5 separate regions of the Mus musculus genome follow, and regions 2, 3, 4 and 5 are each linked to region 1. Evidence: chromatin loops called from intact Hi-C (ENCODE). Cell type or tissue: heart. All regions are shown on one strand. Region 1 has its middle 15 kb from the start of Gm30561. Region 2 holds the start of Gm30470 (a long non-coding RNA gene). Region 3 has its middle 30 kb from the start of Lyrm9. Region 4 overlaps Ksr1 (kinase suppressor of ras 1). Region 5 overlaps Nos2 (nitric oxide synthase 2, inducible).

The links. Hi-C counts contacts between places; a loop is a spot of excess contacts. Peaks named below come from ENCODE experiments on the same cell type or tissue, not always from the same donor. Only the 100,000 strongest peaks of a DNase experiment are listed, where the experiment ranks them.
Region 2: it touches region 1 in a loop (3-fold over the local background); 33 of 42 quality-filtered maps call a loop at or near these places.
Region 3: it touches region 1 in a loop (2.2-fold over the local background); 3 of 42 quality-filtered maps call a loop at or near these places.
Region 4: it touches region 1 in a loop (3-fold over the local background); 12 of 42 quality-filtered maps call a loop at or near these places.
Region 5: it touches region 1 in a loop (2.8-fold over the local background); 20 of 42 quality-filtered maps call a loop at or near these places.

The regions. Positions count from the first base shown.
Region 1 is chr11:79,287,952-79,292,951 of GRCm38, forward strand. No RefSeq gene overlaps it. Among named protein-coding and RNA genes, the nearest start is that of Gm30561, 15 kb to the right of the region's middle. In heart, a CTCF peak has its summit at 2,742 (motif pointing left); a DNase peak (open chromatin) is centred at 2,740; H3K27ac peaks cover 1,763 bases.
Region 2 is chr11:79,222,296-79,227,295 of GRCm38, forward strand. Gm30470 (a long non-coding RNA gene) reads left to right here and starts at 2,390. Exons shown (of 3, transcript XR_880030.1): 1 at 2,390-2,659. In heart, a CTCF peak has its summit at 2,331 (motif pointing right); DNase peaks (open chromatin) are centred at 1,346 and 2,556; H3K4me3 peaks cover 225 bases; H3K27ac peaks cover 1,580 bases.
Region 3 is chr11:78,854,040-78,859,039 of GRCm38, forward strand. No RefSeq gene overlaps it. Among named protein-coding and RNA genes, the nearest start is that of Lyrm9, 30 kb to the left of the region's middle. In heart, a CTCF peak has its summit at 2,395 (motif pointing right); a DNase peak (open chromatin) is centred at 2,402; H3K27me3 peaks cover 1,017 bases.
Region 4 is chr11:79,016,961-79,021,960 of GRCm38, forward strand. It overlaps Ksr1 (kinase suppressor of ras 1), which reads right to left. Exons shown (of 19, transcript NM_013571.3): 15 at 4,427-4,560; 16 at 3,722-3,853; 17 at 3,395-3,530; 18 at 2,602-2,735. Among named protein-coding and RNA genes, the nearest start is that of Gm11201, 4.1 kb to the right of the region's middle. In heart, CTCF peaks have their summits at 2,502 (motif pointing right) and 3,078 (motif pointing right); DNase peaks (open chromatin) are centred at 930, 2,501, 3,591, 3,751 and 1 weaker place; H3K27ac peaks cover 1,267 bases.
Region 5 is chr11:78,953,916-78,958,915 of GRCm38, forward strand. It overlaps Nos2 (nitric oxide synthase 2, inducible), which reads left to right. Exons shown (of 27, transcript NM_010927.4): 23 at 980-1,067; 24 at 1,425-1,546; 25 at 2,581-2,729; 26 at 3,495-3,689. Among named protein-coding and RNA genes, the nearest start is that of Lgals9, 29 kb to the right of the region's middle. In heart, a CTCF peak has its summit at 2,539 (motif pointing left); a DNase peak (open chromatin) is centred at 2,556; H3K27me3 peaks cover 3,885 bases.

The DNA of each region.
Region 1 (5,000 bases):
AAAAAAAACAACAAAAACTATTTAAAGGTCTACCCACCCACCCCACCACCACCCACACCCATGCACGCATGCCCGCACACATGGGTTTCTTTGCAGATGATATCCCAAGAGGCCTTTGTTCCTGAGGTTGAGTCTCACTTTCAGGCTTCCTGGTGGTCCTGGAGGACATTGCCTGCTGAATTCACAGTTTGGGCCCTTGGTTTGAAACCAGGAACTGGGACAGACAGGTCTGCTGTCATTGAGCACTGGTGTGAGCAGTTCTCACTGGGTGTAAATGTTGACACCCAGAAGTCACAGCAAGCAGCACACTTGAGGAAGGCTCAGGTGTTCAGGTGATCACTATACTGCAGGGTCCTCCTCTGGGCCCCAGGGGGGTGACAGGAGACTCCAGTTAAGTCCAGAGAGGGAGCTAGCTTGCTGTGTTCTTAAGGCCTCACCTTTTCAAAAGGCACCCAGCGCCTTAGGCAGGTCACTTACCCTCCCAGAGCTCATTTGTCACACCACACGGTCTAGGAGACTCCAGGTCTGAAGAGGCCACAATTTTCCCATCATTTCTGTGCTTCTCTCCATAGTCTCGTTCACCCTTCAGTTTAATGGAGTGTGTTGTTTGTCTTTCCTGTAATAATGGGACTGTAATTCAGCCAAGAAGTTTGATGGGCTATTAATTTTATTACACCATCAGTCTTGATTCCCAAACATAGGCTCAGATGGGCTCTGGCTTTAAAAGTCCAGGGACCGGAACTCTGCACTAAAAAGAAGAACGCATGTATGTGCAAGAGGGCCTGGGCTCTGGAAATGATATCTTCATTCTGTCTACGGCTGGCATGCGCTTCACTCATGTTGGCTGGAAGTTTCTAGAATGAAGCTGCTGACCTGTGGATTGGGACTCATGTGCTACCCTCTGTGCACATCACAGACACACCACACACCACACCACACACACACATACATTAAAAGCCAAACAGCTTGGTGCTGATGGCACATACTTGTAATCCTAGGATTTGGGAAGCAGAGGGAGGCAGATCTCTGTGAGTTTAAAGCCAGCCTGGCAGCCTGGTCTACAGAATGAGTTCCAGGACAGCCTCAGCTTGGGAAACAAAACAAACAAAACAAAAACATTGCTTGTTCTTCCAGAGGACCTGGGTTCATTTCCTGACACCCATTTGGCAGTTCACAACAGCATGTAACTCCAGTTCCAGGGCATCCGATGCTTTCCAGCTTCTGAGGGCATGAACATGGTGCACAGACACACAATCAGGCAAAAGGTTCATGCATGTTAAATAAAAATAAACAAGTCTTTAAAAAGAAGAGTTACAGTAAGCTTAGAAAAAAAGTCAGCCAGGGAGAGGCAGAGCCTGGAAGCCACTGTGTCACACAATACTGAGTGACATAGAACAATTCGCAGTGTGATTGCAGCAAAGCCTTTTTCTCCTGAGCTTGCTTTGCAAGCAATAGAACACACCTCTGCAATCTCAGGAATTCAGGATTCCTGAGATACCATGGAGGACTCTATTTGTTCTGCAAAGATTCTCTAAGCACAAAGATACAGATGCATGGGACTGGACTTAGAAGGTGCTGCTACCTTCCGGAATGTAAAACACTAGCCAACAAACCCAAAAAAACCAACAACCGCGAAACACTGGAAGGCACAAGATAAATGCTGCCATTCAAACCAGGGCTACTTTACCTGTAGCCCAGGCTGGCCTCAAACTTTCCCTGGTCTGCCCCAAGTGCTAGGTTGGTTACCAATGATTGGGCTATAGGCTGATTGCTTTCAGGCCCTTGGCTTTTTGTCCAAAGAATTAGAAATGAGGGCTCACACAGATTTTGCAAAAGAAGCAAGCTAATTTTGTTTTGAGTAAGGGGAAGGTACAGGTTATAGAAGGATACACTGTCAAGATTGTCAGCAGGCCACAGGAATGAGAGTAGTCAAGGCCACAGCCTGGTGTCTCTTACTTAAGGGAGCTAAACCTAAGGCCATAGTTTGGGTGGGTCTCTATTTTGATTGACAGATTAAGTAATAATACTTGAATGGAAACTGCCTGAATTTGGTTATTTTTTGGAGGAGGGGCAAGGGTACTTATACTATTGGTCAGGAATAGGAGTACATATATTCTGATGCAGGTGGTGGGTACAGGATCTGTCAGGTCAGAAAGACAACAAAAATTAGGGGACACAGGAAGAGAGTGTCCTTCTCACTGGCAGAGAAGCAAGAATCCCAGCCCAGCCAGCATTTGCCCTGAAGGTTGACAAGGGGGATAACAGATACTTTATGGTAAGGTGGTGTTGAGCCAGGTTTGAGGACTGAGCATCTATTCAGTTCCCAGAGAGTTCTGAGCATCACAAACAAGGCTCTTTGTTTACAGCAATCATATCCTGGGATCTACACAGATATATCTTTTCAACCATAATCCTGTCCAGAGCCCCACCCCCACCCCCCCACCCCCCCCCCCACCCCCCGAGCCACCTGTTATCTCTAGGCTTCTTAGCAATCCTTTGAGGCTATCCTCTTCAAAAGCCTCCATAATGGTCTATGAAAGGCAGTAAAGTGTCCTCTCTTGGAGGATACTTGACTCTTGCTCTCATGCTTAAAATGGAGTTAAAAGTATCTCTTAATAAACACCAACTTGGCCTCACACCAGCTTATCCTGAAATTCATTCATTCACTTGGAGTCCATGAGGGCTGGAGTTTATGTGCCACGTTGCAAGTGTGGAGTTAGTGCTTGCCTGCCACCTGGTGGGATCCAGAGAAAGAACTGAGGCCAGGCTTCCCTGCTGGCCTGACTCTACCCACTGAAACTTTATTTGCATTGAAGCCAAGGACTCTGGTTTGAGGTTTCCTTACAAAAGTAAGGGAATTCCCTTAGTGCTGGGATTCAGACCTGTGACCAGTTTTAACATTTAACGTACCTGTGGTGGTTTGAATATGCTTGGCCCCGGAAGTGACACTATAAGGAGGTGAGACCTTGTTCAAGGAAATGTGTCACTGTGGGAGTGGGCTTTGAGACCCTCCTTCCCTCCTAGCTGCCTGAGGAGTCAGTCTTCCAGTTCCTCCAGAACAAGATGTAGAGCTCTCAGCTCCTCCTGAGCCATCCCTCCCTGGATGCTGCCATACTTCCTGCTATGATGATAATGGACTGAACCTCTGAACCTGTAACCTAGCCCCAGTTAAAGGCTGTCCTTTATAAGAGTTGCCTTAGTCACAGTGTCTCTTCCCAGCAGTAAAACCTTAACTAAGACAGTACCAAAGCGGCCTCCAGATTCTCCCAGCATCCTTCAGTCCCTCTCTGGGATCTTTTCAGCAGTGGGGCTGGGCTTCCCTTCCTGAGGAGCTCTTCCCTACATAATGAAGACATTTTGCTTTCTCCCTCCTCCAACCCAACCCCATTCTCTCTGTTTCCCTCCTCCTCCCTCCATGTGTCCCTGCTTGCCCAAGCTCACAGGCTTTCTCTCTTCCTCTTCCTCTTCCTCCTCCCCTCTGACTCTCTCCCTATGGCGACTTCCCTGGCCATGGGACCAGTGAACCTGCCTGAGAGCGGCTCCAAACAAGCCTGCCTTTATGTACTTTAATCTGGCTTGGGTTGACTTGTTCACTAGTTAATTAACTTATCACTCAGGTGCTCTGGATCGCAATCTAGAGTTGTGCCTCTGTCCCTGCCTGCTCCAGATGTGCCTCAGCTTCTTGGCCATTTCTGAAACCCTCCCACCTGCTGGAAAGAACTAAGAGACAGATGAGTCAGAAGGGAAGTGCCCGCCTGAATCCCTAAAGTGACTTCCTTTCTCTAAAGGAGATCTGCCCCCCCACCCCACCCCCAAGAATTAACCCTAGGGTAGGTCCTAGAGGGAGGAGATGGAGGAGGCAGTGACCTGCCCATCCCCTCCCAGCACCAAGCCGACTTGTCAGTCAGCTGGCCTTGTTATAATTAGCCAGGACAGGTAAACCTCACGGGTGATGCTCTCCTGCCCCAGTACAGGAGAGGGGTGGGAGCTGGGGCCAACGTGGTAGCGGCAAATGTCTTTGCCAAAATCATCCCCCTTCATTTTTTCCAACTAAAACCAAAGGTCTCAGGCAAGCTGGAACACATGCATTACCTCCAACTCACAACTCCAGCGCCCACCCAGGAAGACCTTCTATGGGGGCTCTTGAAGCCATCCAAGGGTGTGTTGACTGGCCACAGGGAAACAAAGGTGGGGCTCTGGGGTGTTCAAGGGCAAGTTAACAATGCTAGAGAAGCTGAGATAAATGGGTTGCTGAGACCACTCCAGGTCAGCAAGGAGGGACACACACACACACACACGCACACACACACACACCAGCCCAAAAGGACATTTATTCTGGTTGAGTAAAGCAGAGAGATGAAGGTGGAGTCCCTGGGTTAAAGTATAACGCATTTATAGCCCTCCTCCCCCAGAGCCTCCTTTCTCTCCTCACTGGGGTGGGAAGGACGGTTGAGGTTGACCAGTCTTCTAGAACCTCCCACAATGTGTACTTAGGTCCCTGTATCACTAATGAGTTTGGGGGTAGCTTCCCCCCAGGTTCAGCATCTGGGACCTTGCTGTCTCTTCAGTCTCCATGGCTGCCCATTCAAACCCTGAGTAGCTGAGACAGAAATTTCATTTTAGTGGAAAAGACAGACCAAGGAAAACTTAACAAGTGAGAGATGAAAATGAACCTGAGGGGCTGGAGAGATGGCTCAGGGGTTAAGGGCACTGACTGCTCTTCCAGAGGTCCTGAGTTCAAATCCCAGCAACCACATGGTGGCTCACAACCATCTGTAAAGGGATCTAATGCCCTCTCCTGGTGTGTCATCTGAAGAGAGTGACAGCGTAATCACATACATAAAACAAATAAATAAATCGTAAAGGGTGTGTGAGAGAAGGAATAGGAAAGAGGGGTGTGAGCTACTGTGGGGAGGAACCCAAGAGCAGAACCTAGCACAGAAAGAGATATGAATAAGCCTGGTATCTGGGGAAACTGAATTCAACATGTACTAGCATGC
Region 2 (5,000 bases), 66 kb before region 1:
CTCCCAGCACCAGCCAATTACGTTAAAGGCCACAGGAGCTTTCCAATTAGATGCTTGCACACGTACTCCCTGCTGGTTGCTTACTATAAAGCCCTGTCCTAATAGACATTCGGGGCTCTCCCACCACCAAAACCGTCCTGCGTGACAGTGGTACATTGGAGGGGCTCAAGCTAGCACGAATAGAATAAAGACCCTGCTGTGAGTTGCATCAGATTGGCTCCTGTCTGTTTTATTTTTTTTTTTGGGGGGGGGGGGTCAGTAACATTTCCCTGGCACTACAGTAATCAATGTGGTCACATTGGGAAAAGAGACCAAGAGATCCAATGGCCTCCCAAATCTACCTTCAGGGTCCTTGCAAGAGGATGCTGTTTAAATAGAAGGCAACAACTATGATGACTAAGCAGTCTCTGGTTCAGATCTGGCAAAGCCATCCGATTCCAGGATCCCACCATTTCCTTCTCCTAACATACAGTTCCTAGGGGGTATGCCTGTCCCCTGGATGCCATTTAACAGTCCAGATAGCCACAGTGAGGGGCAGGTGTCCCCTGGGATAACTTCATTCCTCCCAGACCGGCTGACTAAGTCTGACCCTTGTCTGTCTTTCACATCTATGGTCTCCATTCATCGCGCTTGGACACCTTGACTGGGCCTGGAGGCTCAGCTCCACCCTGACCCTGCAGTCTTCGCCCAGCACTTCCAGAGGTGTTCGTTTTCTTTTTTTCTTTTCTTTTTTTTTTTTTTGTGTGTTTTGTTTTTTGTTTTTTGTTTTTCAAGACAGGGTTTCTCTGTATAGCCCTGGCTGTCCTGGAACTTACTCTGTAGACCAGGCTGGCCTTGAACTCAGAAATCCACCTGCCTCTGCCTCCCAAGTGCTGGGATTAAAGGCGTGCACCACCACTGCCCAGCAGGTGTTCATTTTCTAACCACTGTGTACTGTATGATCTGAGCGTTAATATTACTAATTGATTGGAATGGCTAGCGAGATGGCTCAAGGTGTAGAGGCCCCTGACATGCAAACCTGGTGACGACATAAAGTCAGAAAGAGTCAACTCTACAGAGTTGTCCTCTGACCTTTACATAGGCACCATAGCACATGCCTACTATGATGGCTGAAGGGAAGTTTTAAGTTTAGATTACTGTAATAAGAGATCTATAAAACAAAAATGCCTTTAACCTGTAAGCCCCACTTGCCCAAGATATACTTCCTGGAATGCTGGGAACTGCTGTACATGCGAAATAACAAGTCACATGTTTTTACTTCTATAAACAAGCTTGGTTGCATCAACCACACAAGATGTGCTTGATCACATGTAGGTGGGCGGGACATAGACAGGAAGTATGCCAGGATGTGTGCTTGTCCCTGATTGGGTGACGGCAGGAAGTATGTGGCCTTGTAGCTTTTGCTTTAGTAAGGCCTTTGACGAACACAACCAGTGACCAAATGGGAATCCCGGATACGGACCTGGCTAATGTCCATCATCCAGGCCAGCATGTAATGAAGCTTGCTTCACACTTGGCTCAAAAATGGTGATAATGGCCCCAACACACACACCACATAACTTCCTACACAGTCTATACCTCCCCCCACAACTTTACATTCACAAATAATAAAGAGTTTAAAGTAATTAAAATTGGAATAAAAGAATTTGTGCTTCAGTTGAGAAAGACATAGAAGGCTTCTGTGACAACCTCTCCCTTCCCCCCCCAAAAGAAACAGTCTCGACAGGAAACCAGGGAAGAGAACTCTCAAAAATTGTCGTAAGGGGGCTGAAGTGGCGCTCTCCACAGCTGATGGCTTCTGGCGGTGTGGGGAAGGACTCCATTTTCTTTAAGGGGCTATCCACTGGAAGTTAGACCATGCTCCAGTGAGGATATGGACAACACAATGGACTTAGTATTTTTTTTCTCTTTTTTTTCTTTCTTTTTCTCCTCCTCCTCCTTCCGGTAAGATACCAGGGTGGGAGCAATGGGCCTGAGAGGACTGGGAAGCATGTGCTTGGAGTGCGTTATGTGAAATTCCCAGATAATCAATAAAAATATTATACTGGTGGGGTGAGGAGCAAACCCGTGCTTGCCTTTGCCAGCTATCAAGGGCAATGGAGGGACTTGGGAAATGACTGCCAACGAGATCATCATAGCTTGTGGGGGTTTGTTTTGTGTTTTGTTTTTTTGTAATTCAAATTCTGACAAGCTGAAAAAACATAAAAGTGTGTCCATCCATCCAAGTTTTTAAAGTAGCACACTCACACCAGCTAGTGGCACACTCAACGTTGGGGATCATCTTGGGACCCGCTTCCTAAGCCCTGTAAGCTTCCCCATGGCCACTAGGGGGCAGTGCTGCACGGAGTCCCGCTTCCAGCTACCCTAAAAAGGCCCCTTTCCCCTCCAGCTGAATGTAGCTGGGCGAGTCTGGAAGGCCTCTGTCCCAGGCGGCAGCAGAGAAGCTCCTGACTCACCACGGATGCTGGCTCTGGACCCACTGCTGCCCCCGGGGCTTGGCAGGTTGCACTGGAAAAACTGGGTCAGGCATGTGGCCTAGTTTGCTGGTTCGCAGCACAGGCCAGGGATGAACCTGGGAGTGTGAAGGGCGTCTCACTTTACTCCCTGGCTCAATCAAGTGACAGATGTCTGAGGAGTCCCTACTAAGTGCCAGGCCTAGGTGAGTAAGGGGACATACAGACAACCAATTGCGAATGCACTTTTAAAGCCCAGGTCACAAGAGTTCGCTCGGTGTCATCTCAGGATCCCCCGGCTGGGCTGCCTGGGCAGGTCACCAAGTCAACAGTCTTCCGTTCAGATCCGCAGTTTGACTGCCCAGTGTGGAAGGCGGGTCCTGACGCAGCTTCCTGTTTCTTGTCCAGCTGAATCCTACCTCTTTGACACTCTGGGGCAGAGCTTTCCCAACAGAAGGTTGTTTGAGCAGACCAGAAAAGGCAAGAACTTCCAAGTCAGTCAGACAGACAGACAGACAGACAGACAGACAGACATCTCCTGCTTTCTTAGGCTAGGGAGGGTCAGGTGTGTTTATAAGAAAAGACACTTGAGACTTTTCCAGACAAAGAAATTATAGAAAAAAAGAATTTACTGAATGTGATGGCTAACCTTAGCTGTGAACTTAACTATATCTAAAATCAACTAAACCTCAAGCAACTAGGCATGCCTGTATGGGGGGTTTTCTTGATCAATCACTTAAGATAGGGAAACACACCCTAAATTTGGACCAGCACCGGATTGGAACTGCAGCCTGGCAGACAACTATAGGATTCTTAGCCTTTCCACTGTGAGACTGCCATTGTTGAACTCTCCAGAGCACAGCCTGTGAGCCACTCTAATAAATCATATATAACTACGGGATTCCTAAAGAGATGCTGGTCTTCCACTGGAATCCCAAAGGAGTAAGTTCTAATACCAGGGGCTTCCTCAGCTGCAGGCTAGATGAGCTTGTCAAAGAAAGTGAGGACAAGCAGCCCCACAGCAAGTTTCCTTCTTCTTCATCCCAGAAGATGTGGCCCAAATAGCTGTTGTCACTCTGGGTGGTCTAACATCCACGTGTTCTGCTCCTGGGCACTGGCCTCTCCCTGAAAGCTCTGTGACCCGAGCCTGCTGCTACCTCCTCTCCACTCGGTTCCTCTGCAGTCACAGTCACTGTCTCCCCACAGCCCTTGCTGTCTCTGTGAAGAACATCACAGGGAGGCAAGAGAAGACCTTTGGGAGAAACCTTTGCTGGGCCTTATGCCGCAGTACCACAAGACAGCACAGGACAGCCTCTCCAGCTGGTCAGCAGAGGCTGCGGTTCTAGAAGCCTCTCTCAGATACTGTGCGACTTGCTTCTGCTGCATAGGAAGCTGGGGTGAGGTCATGGCACATTGTAATCAGTTTCATGGGTTTTTGTTTTCTTTTAGACGAGCTGGACTAGGCTGCTGGGGTGGGACGTGCATGATGCGGTCACTACTGCCTGGTACCATCCACAGCTCCGTTCCATGAGTTCTCTCTTTCTTTTTTTTTTTTTAAGATTTATTTATTTATTATATGTAAGTGCACAGTAGCTGTCTTCAGACACTCCAGAAGAGGGAGTCAGATCTCATTACAGATGGTTGTGAGCCACCATGTGGTTGCTGGGATTTGAACTCTGGACCTTTGGAAGAGCAGTCGGGTGCTCTTACCCACTGAGCCATCTCACCAGCCCCTCTCTTTCTTTTTTTATATTTGTATTGACTCATGCACTTATTTTTGTGCATGTGTGTGTATGATGAGTGTGTATATATTCACGTGTATGTGAGGACAGGTTTGTGACTGCCACAGAACACTCTGAGGATCAGAGGACAGCCTTGGGCATTGGTCCTCTCTTTCCTCCTTGGTTTGAGGCAGGGTGTCTGTTCCCAAGCTGGCTGGCCCTCAAGCTTCTACAAGACTCTCCTGTCTCTGCCTCCCACCTCACCACATGTAGTGAGAACTTTGATTTCTTTAAAACACAGAAATGGTAGGTGAATATGTTTTTGTTAATCCCAGGTGTGGGATATGGGGCTGCTTCAGACTGTCCGCAGCAGCTAACCATGATTTGTCTCGTGCTCTGGCAGGGGCATGATTTTGCCACCTTAAGATAGTTTTTTGGGGGCTGGAGAGATGGCTCAGTGGTTAAGAACACTGGTTACTCTTCCAGAGGTCTTGAGTTCAATTCAGCAACCACATGGTGGCTCACAACCATCCGTAATAAGATCTGACACCCTCTTCTGGAGACATCTACTGTGTACTTAGATATAGCAACCAGAGCAAGCGGGGCAAAAAACAAACAAACAAACAAAACCAGACTGGCCAAACAACTGGCTGTGCCTCTTTCTGACCCCTTAGGACTTTCCCTTCCCCTCTGGCCACTTCTTTCCTGACTTGGCTTTTTCAGACAATCCTCACAATTTGAGTCATATCTGCCAATCATCTGGACTACTACCGCTGCTGCTGCTATTACTACTACTACTACTGCTACTACTACTACTACTACTACT
Region 3 (5,000 bases), 430 kb before region 1:
AGCCATTTTGAGAAGTGTAGAAACAGGACACTTTAGTCAGCCCTGAGGCACTCGGTGAGGGAACTATTTTGGAAGCAACACTGAAGTACGGCACTAAAAGCTCTCCCCCATCTCAACTCTAAGAGAATCTACTTTAACAGTCTTGGGTCAGGACTTAAATAAAAGATAGAGGGTCTCTGGCTGATTTCCAATCAATGGCTTTCTGCCTCTGGCTCCTGAGTGATAGGATTACATGTGTACACACCACATCTGTCTAAGAAAAGACAAATATTAATGGTGGCAGAGACACAGCTCCACGCTGTCACTCACAGCAGTCCCAGAGTTCTTTATAGAGATCTCCATTCAAACAGATCTAGAATACTTAGCAGAAAGGAATTTTAGGACAAGTCAAGTGTGAAGCAGTGTTGGAGCTCACCAAGACACTCCTGCCATCCCCCTTTAGACAGGGTTTCTCTGTGTAGTCCTGGAATTTGCTTTGTAGACCAAGCTGGCCTTGAACCCAGAGATCTGTGCTTGACTCTGCCTCCAGAGTGCTGTCACTAAAGGCATGCACCACCATGCCCAGCTCATTCAGATATTTTTAATGTTGATTTTAGGGTAAGGGAAATAAACACCAGGAAGAAAGCAGGCAGAGTTGCTTATTGCTCTCATGGCCTGCTAAGTGTTATGAAATATAATGTGGAGGCAGTGGGAGTGAGTGTGGGTACCTGGTGGGTCCATGCCAAAGTCTCCGTGTCCCACTGAGAAATCTTGACATATGACAGGACCTAGTATAAGGGAGGTTTATTGACAGGGAAGGTAGGGGATCGGGGACCTGGAGAAAGGGTAGAGGCAGGCAGAGCCTCGAGGGCAGAGAAAGTGGGGATGAAGGACAGAAAGAGAGAGGCTAGTGGAAACAGAGAAAGAAAGAGAATGGGGGGGAAGAGAGAGAGAGAGGGAGATTGAGAGGGAGGGGTGGGTGGGGCAGGGGGAGAGTAGCAAGCAGTCCTCTTTATTATATATTGTCACACCTGACTAGCACCTGGCAGGCAATGGTGGCAGGTGATGACACTAACTATTGCTAAGTCGCTGTCAGGAGGAGCCTAGCAGAACAGTCTGTAAGCCCACACTTGGGAGGCACAGGCCAGAGGATCAGAAGATCACAGCACATAGATGGTACTCATGCATGCAGACAAAAACACTCATACACAGAAAATGAAAATAAAAAAATTTTTAAAAAAACCCTAGGAAATCTTGATTTCTTATAAATCTGGTACCTTCTTTCTACCCCTAACCCAGTAAGGCCTGGTACAAAAGAGAACAACAACTTGTTAGAAAGAAATATAAAATGATTTGGTTTCTTTTATAAAGTGAAAAGCCATTCATTTCTCCGAGCTGGAATCTGTTGTAAAGCCAAGATCACAGGACAAATCAAAGTATTTATTATGATTATTTTCTCATTATTATTGAGACAGAGCCTTATGTATCCCAGGTTCCTCTCAACCTTTCTGTGTAGCCGAGGAACCCACTTGCTGCCTTAGCTACATGAGACCCTAGGAACAAGCCTTCTAGCATTTGGCGGGGACATAAAACATATGGCTTCTACATGAACACACATGATGCTTAGCCAACAGGATAACTGTAAACTGAAGTTCCCAGAAAAGAGAAGCCACATCCATGTTAAAGATTCTCCAAGGTCGATCAGCTGATTAACTTATGGAGGTTGGAGTGTTAAAGATCTAGAATAATTACATAATTAACTCTCTGATCTCTCTCTCTTTTTCTTTTAGATTTATTTATTATTATAACTAAGTACACTGTAGCTGGATCCCATTACAGTTGGTTGTGAGCCACCATGTGGTTGCTGGGATTTGAACTCAGGACCTTCAGAAGAGCAGTCAGTGCTCTTACCTGCTGAGCCATTTCGCCAGCCCTTATTTGATCTTTCTTAATGTCCCATGATAGCCATTGGTTGCCAAGCTCCACCTGAGCTGATGTCCTTGCTATTCTCAGGTAAAACTTCTGAAATGTGTTCTTAGTATTAACTTCCACCAACCCCAAAGCTAAGAATGCCCTCTGATAGCATCAGCGGGTTGGTGTTTGTGCTCTGGTGTAACCTGCCTGCCAGATCCTGTTGTCTATGTACTTAGAAAGTACCTTGATTTGTAACTTTCTTTTGTTCTATAACTATACATATTTCATGGCATTTGTGATGACCTGAGTCCCTGGGCCATGGTCACTTATATTTGGCTCAAGGATAAAGTGTCTTTTGTTCCCTTTGAGACTAGAGTCGTGTTTTGTGTCCACTGGGGCTACAGTAGGGGACTGAGGAGTGTGATGCGCTCTTGGCAGTGAACCTGAGGATGGAAGCGGCCTTCCTTTAAAGGGATCAGCAGCTGTGGCTGTGACCACTAGGTGGCAGCATGGAGGTGGCTTTGGCATGTGGTGGCTGAAGATGGGAGTCCTGAATTCTATTGAGGCGAGAAAAATGAAAGGAACTGGACTCAGTACCTGCTGACGATCTGAGTCTGACCACTACTGATCCCACGTGGGGAAGCACAATACGTTTAGGTGGAAGGCTGTCTTGGGTAATCACCCTCTTGAGCCAATACTTTAGAATAGGTTATATGAGTGGGGAAATTCTTTAAAAGCACCAATGTCACACTTGCTTAGAACTGGAGGTACAGACAGCTGGGAGCACATTGTGGATGCTGGGATTTCCAAATAATTAATAAAAATATGTGGGCTGGAGAGATGACTCAGTGGTCAAGAGCACTGATTGCTCTTCCAGAGGTCCTGAGTTTAATTCCCAGCAACCACATGGTGGCTCACAACCATCTGTAATGGGATCTGATGCCCTCTTCTGGTGTGTGTCTAAAGGCAGCTACAGTGTACTCATATAAACAAAATAATCTTTTAAAAGAAACTAAAAATATCTAATGTTTTGAAAAAAATACAGATTGCTCCCTGCCCCTAGAATACACCCTGTAATTTTGAACCAGTTACTTCAAATTTCCCTCAGAAACATCCAAGGATATCAGAATATTCTCCTTGGGGAGTGCAAATAGTGGAATACCACTCTGCAATCCAAAAACTATTGCTACATGCATCACCTTAGACAAACCCCCAAAGGCATTGTACTAAGTGGAAGGAGATATTCTCAGAAGGCTACATCTGCAGTGAGCCCGTTTCTGTGACCAGCTTGAGAACACTAAACTACTGTCATGGAGATGGTGGCTGACAGAGCTTGGGCTGGCAGCGCCGGGCAGTGGTGGCGCACGCCTTTAATCCCAGCACTTGGGAGGCAGAGACAGGCAGATTTCTGAGTTCAAGGCTAGCCTGGTCTACAAAGTGAGTTCCAGGACAACCAGGGCTACATAGAAAAACCTAAAACACACACACACACACACACACACACACACACACACACACAGAGCATGGGGCTGGCGAGTTGGCTCAGCAGTTAAGAGTGCCTACTGTTCTTGCAGAGGACCCAAGATCAGTTCCCAGGACCCACAGATGGCAGCTCATAACTGTGAGATATAAAGGAGACTCCAATTCTTCCACTCCACAAGGCAGTGGAAAGAGAGGCTCAGTCTGGAATACAGCAGGACTTCTGGTAGTTAGACAAAAGCCAGCATTCCTCAGGGATTTGTGAAGCTGGTTCCCTTATAACAAAAAACTATCTCCCTCATCGCTGACAGAAGGAACAAAAGGCTACCTGTGATGCTCATTAGCACAGCAGAGCACATGCTGGCCTCCAGGCTCCCTCAGGATCACAAGTACCTTTTATGCACTTCAAAGATAATGCTCTGCTGGCATCCTAGCCTTTCCTACCTCCTCCCCTCCCCTAACCTTCCTCCAGCTAACCGGCTTTCCTTTCCTCTCCCAGCTACTCATTCTCCTTAATACCCTGCTGTTTTTGAGTTTCTGTTTGTCTCTGTCTCTCTGTTTCTCTATCGCTCCTTCTCACTGTCTCTGCTCTCTCTCTCTCCCTCTCCCTTCACTCTCCGTGTGTGTGTGTGTGTGTGTGTGTGTGTGTGTGTGTGTGTGTCTGTGTGATGTATGTGTGTGTGCGCTTGTGTGTATGATGTGTGTGTTTGATGTGTGTGTGATGTGTGTATGTGATGTGTGTGTGATGTATGTGTGATTGTGTGTGTATCTGTGTGATGCGTGTGTGTGTGTGATGTGTGTGTGATGTATGTGCGATGTGTGTCTGTGTGATTGTGTGTGTGTCTGTGTGATGTGCGCGCGCGTGTGTGTGTGTGTGTGTGTGTGTGTATGTGTGTGTGTGTGTGTGTGTGTTGCTTCTCTCCTGGCCAGGTCCAGACTGCTGGCCATGTTCAGTCTACTTCTTTTCTTTCTGTTCTAGACTTTTCCAGGTGCTTCTGGATCTCACTCTCTCTAGCTCTCTCATCCACAATAAAAATTTTCCCTGTAACCATACTATGGGGTGGTCATGTTCTCCGTTTAAACATCTGGTATCCAAACCTGAGAGGGGCATAAATGGACCCCTACCAAGGGACCCACTTCTAGCTGAACCAAGCTGCTGGTTGGACCCTCCTAAGGTTCGGATCATCTGTTTCGTCTGGATTCTGCTGTTTACTGTATTATATTCAGCTCCAAAGTTTAGAGTCCACCTCCTTAGCTGGTTCTTCCCTCACCTGCTCTCTCCTGCTCCGTAGGTAACTGGGACCTGGGAGTTGCCTGCTCTGTCTCTGTCAGCTCCTGGAGCCTCCTCGCTCAGCTCCCTCTTGGACCTTACTTTGTTTCTAAAAAAGCCACATCAATGTGGAAGCATCTCTAGCCCTACTGGCCATCCCTCACAAGGAAAGGGACACCTCTCCTTTGTGGTTAGAGACATTTCTTTGTGACAAGTCCCTTGGCTCTGCTTGGGGACACCCAGATTGAAGCTCTTGTTGACACTTGCTCCTCTGTCCCTCCAGGAGCTTGCTCTGTCCCTAACCCCCTTCTCTAATTCCCTTTCCTCTTTGGACTCAGAGCTTCCCCAGGCTTAAATG
Region 4 (5,000 bases), 270 kb before region 1:
TGCTCAGCAGGGGCTCATGAAGGTGTTAGTAAGGGCTAGGGAGCAGAGGAACACAAGCAAGAGCCACTCTTGGGAGAACAAGAGAAAAGAGACCATCTTATCCAGGAAGGCGGCTGAAAGCTGCTCTTCCGCCTCGAGGGTCACTCTGTTAGTGCCATCCTCCCCTGGCAGTGATGAAAGTCAGGCACCCACAGGCCATGTGGAGGGGAGGGGAAGCTGTTAAATGGAGCACAGGGAGGAGTCTGGAGCAGCAGAGATGGCGTCCCCTGGGTTAGTGCCTGCTGGCATTTTTTGAGTCTTAGCAGAAGTCACGAAGCTGAGTCGGTGTTTAGGAGGAAGGAAGCCCCGGGGCATGCAAGACAGCCAGGTCTACAACCTAGGGACAGAGGAGAGAGTGGTATCAGAGTCTGAGCCTAAAGGAGCCAGGGCTTAGGGGCCTGGCCAGGCCAGATGCCCAGGGACCCACCTCAGAACAGGATCCCCACCTCCACCCCTCAGAATGGCTGGGGACAAGCACAGGGAATCTTCTCCAAGTTCCCACGGGGCAGTCGTAGGTCCCCAGGGCTCCCTGTGACGAGCAAACTGGCTTCAGAGATGATCACTTCTGCTTTCTTGGCTCCTCCCTCCCTCTCTCTACATTCATTATTACTATTATCATTATTAATGTCTGTAGTTCTGGACCCCAAACCCAGCCTTGTGAATACTAAGCAAGAGCTCTACACAGAGTCACACCCCCAGCCGTTCACTTGTGCTTGTTTGGTTTGCTTTTTGAGACAGGGTCTCTTCTGGCACTCACTGTGTAGACCAGGCTGGCCTCAGACTCAGACTCATAGAGATCCACCTGCCCCTGCCTCCCGAGTGCCGGGATTAAAGGCGTGTGCCCATCCCCGTCCCCAGCTGCCACTGATGATTCTACTTCTGACATTTTACTATGTATCCTAGGCTAGACCCAAACTTAAAATCCCCCTGCCTCGGCCTCCTCAATGCTGGGATGATAGGCGTACACCACCACAGCCGGATCACTGGATTCTCCTCTCCTGAGCTCTAGCCATAGTGGGACTTGGGGGGACCTGCTTGGCTCACTGAGCGCTAAACCCCCCTCGCCCACATGCTAGCTAGCTCCTGTGGTATGGAGAGGGGCCCTCCCTGCTGCACACCGTGCGTTTCTTTAACTCTCTGTGAGAAACACAAGTCTGGTGGCCATTTCAGATGCAAGAGGTCATTATGGATTATGGGAAATCAAAGCAAGAATGTGAGAAGCTGGCATGCAGAGACAGAATGGGAGGGTGGGTAGGACAGCCACACACAGGCAGAAAACGAGAGAATGGCAGAAACACACTATTCCTCCAGAACTGGACAGGAGTTCTTAAAGTCGGGGTGACCATAGCGTCCTTTCCCGTAGTAGCGGCTCCGCCAGCGGCTAGGGGTGCCCGAGACCGTTTCACCAGCAGTTGAAGAGAGCCGTCCAATCCGGTCCAGCCCGGTGGGTGATGGCAGCCAGCAGACAGGTGGAGGAGTCAGGATGGTAGAACAGGGGAGATGACAAGACAGGCCAGTGTATCCGCCACCCCCCCAAAAACGAAAAGTGATGAAGCCGACAGGAAAGAAAACAGAAGTGAGAGTTAGAGACCCCATGTCCGAGGAAGCCACGGAAGCCTGGGAGCTGGTGGCTGTGGCCTGGTGACGGTCCCTACTAGTGGACTCCTCTCCCATCTGTGAGCTGAGACCGTGGGGATGACTGGTTTTCAGAAACAGGAGTCATCTCTGAATGCCAGTGTCCGGTGCTGGCATGGTTTCACAGAGGAGGAAGCCTGTACCCAGAGGGCCTAAGGAAGATCTACAGCAGCAAGCAGCACAGGGCTCAGCCCTGGGGCCTCGTGACCCCTCCCCCACCGCCAATGCCAGCACCTCCCTTGCCCAGCTTCCAGGATTTACCGCCTGATGACTGGCAAAGTTTATGCAACTCTGGATCTTCCCTAACGCCCACTGTGAAAGCCAAGACAAGTGACAGGGACCCAGATCCTGACAAAGGGTTGTGGCTGGAGAGGTGTCTTTGGGAGAGGAAGCCAGAGAGCCAAAGTAGAAACAGAACAGGACAGAATACAGAGGAGATGACAGCAGCCTCTTCTGCTCTGTGTCTCAGGACACAAAGGGCCACTAGGGGGAAAGGCTTCTGACACGGGTGCCACAGAGCTCAGTGGCGTGGCTCACTAGGGGGCGGCAAGCTCCCAGTGCTCAACAGTTCAGTGACTAAGTGGGTGCCAGCCTAAGCAATACTGATGTTGCTTATTGGGGGCTGTTTTGGTACTCACATGGACCTGACCTCTGACCCCTTCTCTCAGGCACAACTCTCCCACCATGGTCTAGCCTGGGCTTGGTGTCAGTGACAGTCTATTACGGTGATGTGTGGATTTTCACAGGTGGAAAGGAGGTGCCCCCCATTACAGGGGGCCTCCAGCATCAACTGGGGAGGTGAGAATCCTTCAGCTCCTACACCGTGGAAGCCTTGGATTGTGGTCTGATGCATGTCCAGCAGAGGGCGCCCTCAGACACTCTAGACAGAGGCGCTCAGGATGGTTCACAGAAGGAGGGAGTACTTACTCAGCCGACTTCCAAAAGTGCCCAGGGTGGGAGAGCCGCCGGTTCAGCTTGGGCAGCCTCTCCAGCATGTCCATCAGCAGGCTGAAGCTGGGTCTCTCCTGCAGATCGAAAGCCCAGCAGGCAGACAGGATCTCCTGTAAAGAAGCACTGGGGTTGGTGGTGTGTGGGCATCTGGGTAGTGAAGCACAAGGACAGAGCATTTCCCGAGGAGCCCCAAGAAGCACTCAAGTGCCCCGCGCATCTGTGGAGTCAGAATCAGGTGATCCTCCAACCTTCCAGGTCAAAGAGGACTTGTCTGCTTTCCTTCCCCCTCGACTTGTCAGCGACCAAGTCAAACAGAATGGAAAATGGGAGAGGTCAGAATGAAAGCGGACGGCCTTTCAAGATGGAAGGTACATCCTATGAACATGAAAACATCTGAAGGTAAATGCAGGGTTCTTGGAAAGCATAGAGAACGGCCCTGCCACTAGGGGGCGCCTCAGCGTTCCAGAGCAGAGACTGGACAGGCAGGACTAAATACAGGAGCAGCCGCTGAGAACCCTCAGAACAGCTGCCATGACAGAAGGAAGGCTTTCTTCTCAGGGTCCACTCAGCCCCACAGCACCCTCTGTAGTCCTGACATCCAGGGGTGTGGCCTGCACACGTTGCCAACACAAGGCACACACCCCTGACACTTTTGTTCTCCATATAACGGTATTAGGTATTAATGGTCCCTGTGCCTGTACCACTACGAAAGCCTTCTCAGTCATGTCACATGCCCAGCCCACACTTGTCCTTCTGTCCCTCTACTCACGCCGACTTCCTTCCCCAGGCTGACGGATGCCAGGACGCGCCGTACTCCTTCCCCACTTCCAATCTGCCAGATCAAGGCCTCAGCAGGCTGGTGCTTAAAGGGCCAGTCTCTTGCCTGTAGTTCATACCACACAGTCCTGTGGAGACACACCACAGTGTGAGCTACTAGAGCTCCACAATGGCTGGCCCACGCTAGATGCCAGAGACCAGAGGTCAAAGGCAGTCACTCTGCCCAGCTAGCACAGCCATGACTTTCCAAGGCACACCTCCCCCCCGCCCCCACCAGGGCCTTCTCATTTGCACTTGGGGGGGCCAGTGGTCGACTCACCCGAATGCATAGACATCGGCTGCTTTGGAGAAGGGCAGCTGGTCCTCGTCCCGCCCCGGGATCATTTCTCGTACGATCTCGGGGGCCAGGTAGCACAGCCAGTCATGTGACAGTTTCAGTTGGTTCTCGCGCCTGGAGGTCAGGACAAGAACGACACCTCAGTGGGGGAGCGGGTGGCCTGACTACACACATCTGTACTCACAAGTGGTACACAGAAAGCCAAGAGAGGAGCAGGAGATCTTGCCTTTGAATAGGATGGGCGCGTCTAGGGAGGGAGGCCACAGTTGGGAATGGCGGGGAGCCGTCAGTGACAGGGTCTGAGTCCCCGTGCTGGGAGAGCAGCTGGTTTGTCTAGGTCTCGGATGACTGCAGATATCAAACCTGCATGCTACTGGCCTGCCACTCTTCCTTAGGCTCCCATTCTTAGGGCTTTTTTTTGCCACCCCAACCCTTTACAACCACAGGAACTAAACCCCAATGTTCTGTCTCATGAGGGGCGACCAGCCTGGTCCCTCAGCCTGCATGGTACCCACCTGGAAGCTGAGTACCATGAGGGACCTAAATATCACCCACACCCAACACTGGCCTGAAAGCGCATGGGCTGAACCACAGACCGAGGTGACCTAGCCTGTGTGGCAAGGCTCTCTCCAGCAACACAGCTGTGGGCACTTCACACTTACACAGTGCCCCGGCTTCCCAACTCACCGTTCCTCTCGGACCACACCCGAGATCCCAAACAGCCCGAAGTCTGTGATGACCACTTTGCCGTTGTCATAGAAGACATTCTTGGACTTGAGGTCCTTGTGCACGATGCCTTTTGCATGAAGATAACCCATGCCCTGGAAGACAGACAACCTAGCGTTAGTGTGTGTGGGGGTTAAAGATGGAGGTTGAGCTTTACTCGGGGTACCACACAGAATTCACCCCCAGGTCCAATCTTCACACAGACAGCAGGCAGGAGGATACTGTCCTCAGCTTGCAGATGAAGCAACTGAGGCTCAGAGAGGGCAAGTGAATTGCCCCAAGTCACACAGCAGTTAGACAGGGAGCATAGATCTGACCTTAAGCTGGTTGATGCTCTTTCTATGCCACTCTGCTGCCCAACAGCCACCTCAGACTTGGGTAACTGTGGGGTGTGGACACGGTGAGTGGTCTCGGGTAGTCAAGGAGCATAGAGATGAGTGATATGGGCTTAGCAGTGATGTTGTGATGCAGCTTAGCAGTAAGCATGCACATGGTCCTGTGTTAAGTACTCAGCATTACTGACTTAGAAAATAAT
Region 5 (5,000 bases), 330 kb before region 1:
CCCTGCCCTCACAGAGCAGCCAGAAAGTCAAAAAAGAGTTCAGGCATGGACATACTTGGACATATGTTTGTGTGGGTGCTCAGAGGCCCCCGGTATCACGAGGGAGGGAGTGGGGTGTGTGTGAAGCTGCCCTAGACTAGGAGGTCAAGTGTTCTAGGCTTGGTTCCTCCACTGGATGGACCTCCCTGTTCTAACCACTGTAACTGAGCTCTGTTTGAGCTGGAAGGGCTGGAAAGCGTCCACATCTCCGAGATCTCTCTCCTTGGCCAAGAGCGCAGTTTGTAAATACTGCACAGAGCCTGTGTCTGTCCATCCTCACTGACCATACCACACCATTGAATGAGAGAGGAGATGCGGGTGAGCCCTGACAAGGCTGGTTCATGCAGACCAGAACCAAACAACTATTCCAGTTGCTAAAGGCCTCCCTTATGTGTCAGGCCATGGGGAAGTGAATGTAACCCAGAGGACACTGGGGTACCCACAAGCCCAGGAAAAGGCTTCTGGGGAAGATGGAGATGCCAGAATAGACAGGGGGCGTGGAAGACCACCCCTCACCCAGAGTTCCTATTGGCAAAGGCCTCCTTCATGAGGACACTCAGCAATGGCCAGCCCTGGGGATCATTTCACACTGCGTGGGCAGAGCCTTAGTGGGGAAAGGATGTTGGGAGGGTCCCTAGACAAGCACTTGGGAGATGCTCTAGCGTAAGACTGAGGAACCTGAGCAGGAAGTTGAGTCCACCATGACTTTAGTCCCTTGCTCCGTTGCCTTCTGTGTGACTCAGTTTCTACAATGGCAAAGGCGCAGTTGCTCACCAGGCCCCTGACTGCCTTCCCTGATCTGTATAGACAGCTGGGAGAAGAGGTAACTCCTCATTCAGGAAGCAGCCACCCAACGGGGCTTGACACTGCAGGAAGAACACCCAGCCGGGTTGCACGAAGCCCACGGGGCTTGTTAGTCAGGCCTGTGTTTTCCTTGCAGATGGTCAGGGTCCCCTGCACCATGGTGTCTGCAGCACTTGGATCAGGAACCTGAAGCCCCAGGACCCAGTGCCCTGCTTTGTGCGAAGGTAAGCACCCACTCGGGGCCCTTTGGAGCCCCTAGCCCCTGGGGATTCTGCAATGCAAGGGAAGGGTCTAAGACTGAGTCTCCTCTCGGCCCATAAAGGTTTAGGGGGTAATTCTTTGTCTCCTCGTTTTGCCATCTGGTTACAAGGTGTCGTGGAGTCCATGACACAGATACAGTGATGCCTGTGGTGGGATCCAATGAGACTGGCCCAGTGTGGAGAGAGGCCGTTGCCTGGGCTGGGAAGATGAAGATGTGCACAGGTCCCCGCCAGGCGCTTAGGTCCCCAGCCCTATCCTGCATGTGCTCCTAGCCTGGGATATCTGCAGACCAGGGTCTTTCTCCTTCTGTCTTCCTGCAGTGTCAGTGGCTTCCAGCTCCCTGAGGACCCCTCCCAGCCTTGCATCCTCATTGGGCCTGGTACGGGCATTGCTCCCTTCCGAAGTTTCTGGCAGCAGCGGCTCCATGACTCCCAGCACAAAGGTACAGCTCTTACTCAATAGGGAGTGTGCCTGTCACTGTGACCGACCTGATCATTACACAGGCACATCAAATTACTACACCATATCCCATAATCAGGTACACAGATGTGGAGTGTTTGTGCTCTGCCCACTCCACGTCTCCATGTTTCCTTGTTAATTTTTAAGGTATCTAGAGGAGTGTGTATGTCCTGGTACGCATGTGGAGGTCAGAGGTCAACTTGTTTTACTTCTTCCAGGAATCAGATTCAGCTTGTCAGTCACGACGGCAAGCACCTCTCCCTGCTGAGCCATCTCATCAGCCCATTTTGCTGGGTTTTAAATGCTTGCCTCCTTGCTGGACCATCCATTAATAACACAGAGATTAATAAGCCTGTGTAGGGGTCCCCAGAGTGAAGGGGGAATGAGAGTAACAGACTTTAGATGAAGACATTTTCTTTTCATTGGAGAAATAGCTGGGAAGGATGGACAGCTCTGTCTGGAATCCTCCAGATGAGGCTTTTCTGGAAGAAACCCTTAGCAATGTTTGACCTTCAAGATGCCTGAGGCCTCTGCACCTATATTTGATGTAGCATCTGGGTCAGGGGAGATGATTTTCACAAAAGAAGGCCACGAGTTTCTGATATTCCACTAAAAGAATGTCCTTAGCATGTTACACACACACACACCTATACATATTTGAGACAAAGTCTTGCTATTGTAGCCCTGGATGAACTGAAAATTCCCTATACAGAGGAGGCTGTCCTCAAATTTGCAGGAAATCAATCCTCCTGCTTCTAATTCCCAAGAACTGGCTATAATAATATTTTAAAAGAAGAAGTAAGATTAAAATAGAATATGTCAAGTAAAAGAAATAGCAATGTGTAGACATAATCAGAACTGATACTTTTTTTTCCTGAACCATGTTTTTTAAGAGTGCCACCATTAGCTATAAAATGGGAATAATGCCAGATCAGAAACCTACCCATTGGGTACCTGGTGCTCACAGGTTGCCCTCTGGTGGCCGTTGTGGTAACTGCAACCTTCTGGATCTTCAAGGGCTCAAAGGAGGCCGCATGAGCTTGGTGTTTGGGTGCCGGCACCCGGAGGAGGACCACCTCTATCAGGAAGAAATGCAGGAGATGGTCCGCAAGAGAGTGCTGTTCCAGGTGCACACAGGCTACTCCCGGCTGCCCGGCAAACCCAAGGTAAGTGCAGCCACCCAGCAAGCTGGCAGAGCACGCATGATGGCCCCTGCCCAGGCTATACAGCCCTTCCACTCCAAGCCTGCAGTGAAGACAGTTGCACAGTGGCAGGGAGAGATGAAGAGCACGATGACAACATCAAGCTCACTGTAGTTTAATCTCCACAGTGCAAACACCTGCAGGTGCCCAGCATCTCTGGGACGCAGGGCTGGGCCGGGCTGGCTTTACACTTAGTTCAGTAAGACTGGAAGGTGGAGCTGATTCCCCCCAGGGCCCTCAGGTTGGCACTCTGCTCCAGGGGCATGAACAGTGCCTACACACTTTCCATTCAGGACCATGTGAACATTCCCTGAAGACCCCATTTGCATCCTAAAGCTGGACCACTGGTCATCTTAGATGAAAAACAAAAACAAACAGACTCCTGACTGACTGCAGGACCTTCTTTATAAATGGAAAGCCTAGGAGCCTATACCTGAGCTACAAATCAGAGCTGGGGCTAATACATACTGGGAAGCCCCCTCTTTCCGGGGTGTAGACAGGCAGATCTCACAGCCCTGGGCAGAGCTATAAACTTGATGTCTCTAAAGTATGGTGACCTGAGGGAAGCTTTACGGGTTCCATTGGCCAGGAGGACAGGATACTTGTCTATCCTGAGCTGAGGTCCTGACTGAAGCCCTCAATGGCCCTCTTCCCCTCCCCATGGCCAGTGTGCCTGACCACAGTGACACCAGCATCCAGGGCTGGTCCCACCGTGTCCTCTGCTTTTAGGTCTACGTTCAGGACATCCTGCAAAAGCAGCTGGCCAATGAGGTACTCAGCGTGCTCCACGGGGAGCAGGGCCACCTCTACATTTGCGGAGATGTGCGCATGGCTCGGGATGTGGCTACCACATTGAAGAAGCTGGTGGCCACCAAGCTGAACTTGAGCGAGGAGCAGGTGGAAGACTATTTCTTCCAGCTCAAGGTATGGGAGCTGGGGTGGGACCCTCCAGAGGGGAGTAGACCAAGGTCACAAGCCTTTGGAACTAGGACCAGGGATGCAGAACTGGGGTGGGGGAGGTGTGTGCCCTGAGATCCTCGGCACCACTGCAGAAACCTGGGGCCGGCTGGGCTCCTCAAGCCTGGTCTTTCCATGCCATAGTGGTTGCCAGCTAGCTGAGAAATCAGGCCAGTGTGTTCCATTTCTCTATATCTGGGATGAAAGCAGCAGTCTCTGCTCCCCACACTCCTGCCTAAATGCCCATTGAGCATAACAGGGCTGTGGACTGTCCCCTACTGCCTATGGGGGACAGACACTTATTTACAATAGGTTGCTGGCTAGGTGCCCTCATTTCTCACAGGAAGGACTCTTGGTAGCAGGGTCTGCCTTGTGCCAGGTGCTCACCAATGATTGCCCCGTGGTGACCTTTCCTTCTGCCCTTCCAAGGGCTTTATGACGGAAGAATGACTGTTCCATCATTTTGCAGATGGAAGGGGCCCTGGTGCCCTAACAGCGAATGTGAGAGCCCAGACACATGGCCCCTCTCTCCTTTTCCCTCTCTCTGTCTCTCTGGTTCCTAAACCTGCCTTTAAGGCTCGAAGTTATGCTCCCCATTTATATTAAACATCTACTATGTGTTAGAGGTAAGAAGCAGTCAACAAAACAGGTGAAAATGTTGTCAATATCACGATAGATCACAGAGCACACCTGTATCGCCAGCACTGGGGAGGTGGAGGCCCAGGGGTCAAGAGTTCAGATTGTCCCTGGGTTTCATAGTCAGTCCAAGGCTGGACTGGGCTATATGAGATCCTATTTCGAAAGTACAAAAGCAAAAGACCTACCTAAACGTAGCTTACATTCTGGCAGAGTTGATCAAATCAAGCACATAGGGTGCGCACTGCTTTGGGTAAGACGCAGAACAGCAGCTCAGAGCTGGGGTGTTTGTGGTTTAATGAGGTTTGGGGAAGGGGTCCCCGGGAGGTGACATTTGAGAAAAATACCTGAAGAAGGAAGAAGCTTTGTGCACACTGGAGACAGAGGTCCAGACTATTCTGTGGGGCAGCAACATGTTCAAAGGTCCTGGGGTGTGGACTATTCTGAAACCTGTGATGACCAGCAAGGGTATCATGGGTACTTCCCAAAATGTGTTCAGAGCTTGCCAGATGTGTTCATGGATGTTAGACATCATTAACAATGGGCTGTAAGGGCAGAGGCAGTGCACACCTGTTAGTCCTAAGGCTTTGGGGAAGCTGAGGCAGGAGAGTTGTAAGTTCAAGTCAGTATGGGCTACCTTAG